Linked DNA regions of Mus musculus: region 1 is linked to region 2. The links are chromatin loops, found by intact Hi-C in ENCODE. Cell type or tissue: heart. All regions are shown on one strand. Each heading gives the region's core, and the rest is flanking DNA. Links, peaks and the distances in the headings are about the cores only. Region 1 overlaps Gfod1 (glucose-fructose oxidoreductase domain containing 1). Region 2 holds the start of Sirt5 (sirtuin 5).

Region 1 (2,907 bases), core at 311-2,810, 170 kb before region 2:
TGGGCAGGAGGCTCTTATCCCCATTGCCTTGATTAGCACTGATGAGGTTCACTTCCTGGCAGGCTTTCTTTGTTTTAGCGGTGTTTGAGTGGCCATTTTGGACTGAGCTTAACTGTAAGTTTGCATGTCATGGGGGAGTCTCTATAGCCTTGGCCTTCCCTCTGCTGTGTTGTATCAGAGTGAACAAAGATGCTCTTATTGGCAGAGGATGTACTTAAACTCCCGATCCTCCTGTCTCTACTTCTGGAATAATAGCATTTGGTGACATGGGCCACCAAACAAGATTTATGATATTGAAACAGAAAATTCTAAAATTTGCTCCTCTGATATAAAAGCTGTGCTTTGGTCTAGCCTTTGCCACAAACTCAAACATGCATGTAGACATGCGTGCACGGGCACACAGATAGGTCCTCTCCCTCTATTTCAACATTTTCAGAATGGTTTAAGGCAGATCTCTTGAGTCTGTAGTCAGTGGTTCCCACCTGTTTAGCTTCATGGGTATTGACCGAGCCTCATCCCAGAGCTCCCACCCCTACTGCCGTCTGCTTCAGAGCTCACAAACTGGGCAGCCCCCAAATCAAGAGCCCCTGGGGTTAGACAAGACCAGGCTGGAATCACCTCTTCTTCAAAGACTTTATTTGCCACTTTTGTCCTTTCTCCCACCAACACTCAACTCGTCAAAGCCATTCATGGACAGGGGAAGCGATGTCAGAGCAGCCGGGGCAGCTGGCTGAGCATGTCGACCCTGATCCAGAGCACCACATCGGCACCAGTGGGGCATCATCCACTCAGGAGCCTGGAACTGCAGATCCCGAGGGAGGGCAAGCCACCTCCAGCTCCGTAGTGATTTGCCTTGAGAACACCAAGCACAGCTGCAGTCACTGTCCTTTTTTCTTTTAAATTTCTTTGTTTAATAATAGAAAACAAAAAGTAAAACCTTCTATAATTTATAAGCTATTTTTTTTACTATCTACATTATATATAAAATATAGACTCTGTTTTACTTTATAACACACATCTTTTCCCTTTGATAAATAACTTTAAAATATCTAGTATACATGCCTTGACTTTTTATATATATAAGTTTGGTTTTTATACATATACATACATATACACCCATGTTTGTAAAACAATAAATATAGACTAGACAATGACAACCAAACCAATGCAATTTTGGTTTGTGTTTTTTTTTTTTTTTTTTTAAAAAAAGGAAATGAAAAAAAAATGACAGACTATAAAAGCACCAGGCAGCAAACAAAGCCGTAGTTGCTAGAAGGTTCTCCCTCCCCTAAACCAGGGACAGGGCAGAATAAAGGAGATCAGATCAGATCATAGGCTTTTGCTTCTTCACCTGGGATGTCACGGAGTACTACAAATAAGCCACTGCATTTCTTAGAAGCTATGGGGCTCATTGGACAGCCTAGCCCTTGTGGTGGCTGCAGGGGACAGCAGAGAGCTGGGCAGGGCACAGGAGACACACAGTGACAGGGGACTCTATGGCCCTGACAATTTCCAGGTCCAGGCAAGGTTTGAACGCTGCACTAAGCGTCAAGCGTGTCCACTCGAATGTTGTTCTTATCACTCTGTTCTCTGCTGGCGTAAACAAGGGGCTGCAGCAGACTTCAGGGAACTCAGTAGTGCAATGCGTCAGTCGCCTGGAAGAGAGCCAGAGGCTTCAGTGGCCCTCTTAAGGGCTCCAGCAGATAAGGACCCTGATGCAGGGGAGAAAAGGCCAGTTGGGTCTGCTAGCTTCTTTGTACTAATGCAATCACTCAGACTGATAAACTCTGAGGAAACCACATCACTGCAGAGAAGTTCTAGAAGCCCCAGCTAAATGCAGAGCGTAACCCACCTGCTGGACGCTGACCGGAGTGAGCTAGCAGAATACAAGTGCTGGGGATGGCTCTGGAGCCATACTTCAGACTTCTGACACCTCCCTTGCCCAAAGGAAACAAATAGGATTGTCTGACAGGTACTTAGTTCCCCAGTGTCATCCTGTCCTGCAAGATCCGGGGTTTTGGTGGGCAAAAGAAATCACCAGTGAATGGAGCCAGAGTCACAGGCTAGTCAGAGTGAAAGTTCACATCCAGCAATAGGACAATAGCCTATGAGTAGAGTGGGCCTTGCGTTCTTCTCAGGGTGAATACCTGGCTCTCTGTCCCCTAGCCTCCAGAGATGCATAATTAGAGATTGCCCTTTTGTTGTTGTCACAAGGTTTTCTGAATACTTTCAAGATTTAATTGAGGTTGGAGGTATGGCTGAGCGGTAGAGAGCTTGCCTGCCATGCACAGAGCTAGGGGTTCTATCCCTAACACATAACACATCTGTAAAATACGGGTCTTCCTGTGACAGCTCAGCGAATACTGTCCGGTGCAGTGCAGGTCTGAGCTCATCAGCTAGGCAGCTTAATGGCCTGGATGAGCCTCCCTTCCCTGTGTGGTAGCCCTGAAGGTACAAGACGTCAGTTACAAACTGCAAATCAGGAAAAATGGGCTCCCCAACCCTGAATCTAAAGAAGTGGGTGGCCATGGCCATTGTGTTCCTCCCTTGGGTGTCTTCTTCCTATGCCCCACAACCAAGTCCAAGACAGCCAATGATGCTTAGACAGTCTCCAGCGCCGAGGGCTGCTGAGTCACTTAAACATCAACATGGGAAAGTCTGCTTAAAAGCAGCTAAGTGACATTTCCATCTGGGAAGGGGGTGAAAAACTACATTTTCTGCAGCTGTAACTGCCAACCTGCTGGCATCCTGCTCAACTGTGGCTGTTGTGGACCCCAGGCCACGCCTCTTATACTGTTGCTCCTTGAGGTGGGAGCACGCCCCCTACAGGGCTCCATGAGGAATGCTTTCCCGGCCAGAACAACAAGTACAGACAGCGATTTGCTCACTCATTGTGTGGCTTTGGGC
Region 2 (2,907 bases), core at 254-2,753:
ACAGTGGCAGCAGGATCCAGCAGAAACCACCAGGCCTACACCAAATTGGATCAGCTGGGACACCGGGAAACGTTCTTTGCCGTAACTCCATCAATGAAGCAAAGATCAGCAAAGGCTGGAGACCAATGAAGCATTGCAAAGCTAGCTAAGCAAGCATCTCACCCCATTCTGTTGAGTCCTATTTATACTCTCTTCAAAGCTCTTGGTGTCCTTCCATGGATCTTGCCTCAGCAAGACACCATGTGAGTCTGCATCACATGACACTACCTGAAATTTCCACTTCAGACCATCTCTTGTGTGAGGTGAGGTTGGGAAAAGGTGGCCTTTCCAAGCCTAGAAGAAAGGTTAGAGTGGCCGGAGCATCAGAGCTGGGATGTGGGGGAAGTCTCCTGGACTTTGATGAAATACAGCGTCTCAAACAACAATATGAACTAACCAGTACCCCGGAGCTCTTGTCTCTAGGTGCATATGTATCAAAAGATGGCCTAGTCGGCCATCACTGGAAAGAGAGGCCCATTGGACTTGCGAACTTTATATGCCCCAGTACAGGGGAACGCCAGGGCCAAAAAGGGGGAGTGGGTGGGTAGGGGAGTGGGGGGGGTATGGGGGACTTTTGGGATAGCATTGGAAATGTAAATGAGGAAAATACCTAATTAAAAAAAAAAAGAAAGAAAGAAATGGCAGACCCCGTGGGTGATGGAGGGCTACATATGCAATAAGAAGCTGAATGTCTCTCCCTGTCCTCCACGTATTGATAGTAAAGAATTAACGTGTGTGGCAGTTATTGTCACAAGCATGAAAAGCAACTGAAGAGCTGGAGATGTAGCTCAGTGGTAGCGTGCTTGCATAACACGAGAAAGGTGCAGGGTTCAACATCTCCAACACCAAAAGAAGAGAAGAGGGGGAGGGGGAGGGGGAGGGGAGAGGAGAGGCGAGGAGAGATTTTTTGTTTGTTTGTTTGTTTTGTTTTTTGGTTTCTCTGTGTAGCCCTGGCTGTCCTGGAACTCAACTCACTTTGTAGACCAGGCTGGCCTCAAACTCAGAAATCCGCCTGCCTCTGCCTCCCTAGTCTAGTGCTGGGTTTAAAGGCGTGCGCCACCACGCCCAGCGACATTTGAGTTTTAACCTGGGAAAGATAAATGTGAACTGTTTGCTCCCAAATTCTCGGATTATTTCCCTTTCTGGTTCCCTGGCTCCATCACCAATTGAAGTATTAGAAAAGCCATGCTGATGAGCCTGACCAGAGAAGTCTGTCCCTAAAGCTAGTCGATCTTGCACCAGCAGTAGTGATCATAACCTCTAGGTTGTGTTGGAGCAGTTTGGGCTAGCCCGGAACCGACTCGCCAGGCCACAGATTTTCAGGGGAATCGACTCTGATTTTGCTAAGCTCTGTGCTGAAATTGCATCCCCCAGTGTGCTCAAGGAGGCCACAGAGCAGGCGGTAGGTAGTTCTTGACCTATTTGGGCAGTGGAATGAGCCTTGGAAGGTCACAAAGACACATGCAAGTCGCCTCTCCTTCCACTGACTCGTGGTCCCACCAATAGTATGTCGCGCTCCGGGTCTCCGGCAGGGGCCGCTGCAGCCAGGGCTTGGCACCAGGACGTGGAGCGCCCCGCCCCAGGCCTCTCCTGCTCCACGGTCCCCACCGCTTTTTGCAGGTGCGTGTCTGGCACTGGTGGGGGTCTGGGCTTTGTTTCGGCTCCGCGCGCCCCATCCCGCGCATGCGCGATGGGGTGCCGGTGGGGTCGGCGGCGACGCTGTGGTTGGCTGGATGGGCCAGGCGTAGGAGTGAAACCTAGGGGAGCAGCTGGGCCCGGGAAGGCAGTGACCGGAAGGAAGGGCACTTTGGCTAAGGTGACAGGGACGGGTTGTAGTGGTGGCGGTGGGAGTGCAGAAAGGGTAGGATCACGACACAACCTGAAGGTGGAGCCGGCAGGATGTGGTGATCGTGGCAGCAGAGAAAGGGGGAAAGGTCAAAGCGCAGCCACGAGCCGGGAGGATGGTGCCCCAAAGTTTTTGAGAGGGGGGCAGGGTTGGGGGTAGCGCACTTTTCAACTCTGGGAAGATGGGAGCTCAGGAGCGACAGCTGCAGAGGTGGGCCGAAAACCCTCCGAGGGTGGGGGCTGGAGGGTGGGCACGCACGTGTTGGGAAAGGTGATCAGCTGGGTTCCAGGCTGTACCCTTTAGGTTAGAAGGCAGGTAGCCCTGAGCAGGTATGAGCGGAGAGGGTTGGTGTCAAGGCCTGGGACTCTTGGGGTGCTGATCTCATTTGGGAGCTTTTGGTGTCCAAAAAGTCTTTATGGAAGGCCTGTGAACGTTTCTGCAGGACAGTTGCCATGCACTCTGCCCTGTGCCTACTCCTGCATTTCAGTTGGTAGTGTATATTGCTGGGCTGCAGTGGGGACTTTTGATAAATGCATGGATTATATATAAGAAGAGATAGCTAAGCTGATTAATGTGTCTGTCATCTCGAAATTTTTTAGTAAGAACCTTACGAGTTCACTCGTTTTAAAGTTTTGAAATGTGCATCACTTCATTATCAACTTTGGTTGCTGTGCCCTACAAAAGACCAGTCAAACTTGCCCTTGACAGACATCTCCATGCCCCCATCTTGTTCCCCACACCCAGCCTCTGGTGACCACCATTCTGTTCCTTTCTATGCTCCTCGTGTGAAATCGGTCCACCTGCCCTGCTCTGCTTAGCTTATTTCACTTAGGTTAGCAGGGTCATTTTTTTTTAAAGATTTATTTATTATATGTAAGTACACTGTAGCTGTCTTCAGACACGCCAGAAGAGGGAGTTCTCCTCACGAATGGTTGTGAGCCACCATGTGGTTGCTGAGATTTGAATCCAGGACCTTTGGAAGAGCAGTCGGTGCCCTTAACCGCTGAGCCATCTCCCCAGCC

What was found. A loop is a pair of places that touch in the nucleus more often than their neighbours do. Peaks named below come from ENCODE experiments on the same cell type or tissue, not always from the same donor. Only the 100,000 strongest peaks of a DNase experiment are listed, where the experiment ranks them.
Region 1: it touches region 2 in a loop (2.2-fold over the local background); 1 of 42 quality-filtered maps calls a loop at or near these places.

Annotation. Positions count from the first base shown.
Region 1 is chr13:43,194,626-43,197,532 of GRCm38, forward strand. Gfod1 (glucose-fructose oxidoreductase domain containing 1) reads right to left here. Exons shown (of 2, transcript NM_001033399.4): 2 at 894-2,907. Among named protein-coding and RNA genes, the nearest start is that of Gm40929, 24 kb to the left of the region's middle. In heart, for the core only: a CTCF peak has its summit at 1,441; a DNase peak (open chromatin) is centred at 1,566; H3K27ac peaks cover 1,973 bases.
Region 2 is chr13:43,363,886-43,366,792 of GRCm38, forward strand. Sirt5 (sirtuin 5) reads left to right here and starts at 1,650. Exons shown (of 9, transcript NM_178848.3): 1 at 1,650-1,659. In heart, for the core only: a CTCF peak has its summit at 1,572; a DNase peak (open chromatin) is centred at 1,696; H3K4me3 peaks cover 1,383 bases; H3K27ac peaks cover 1,449 bases.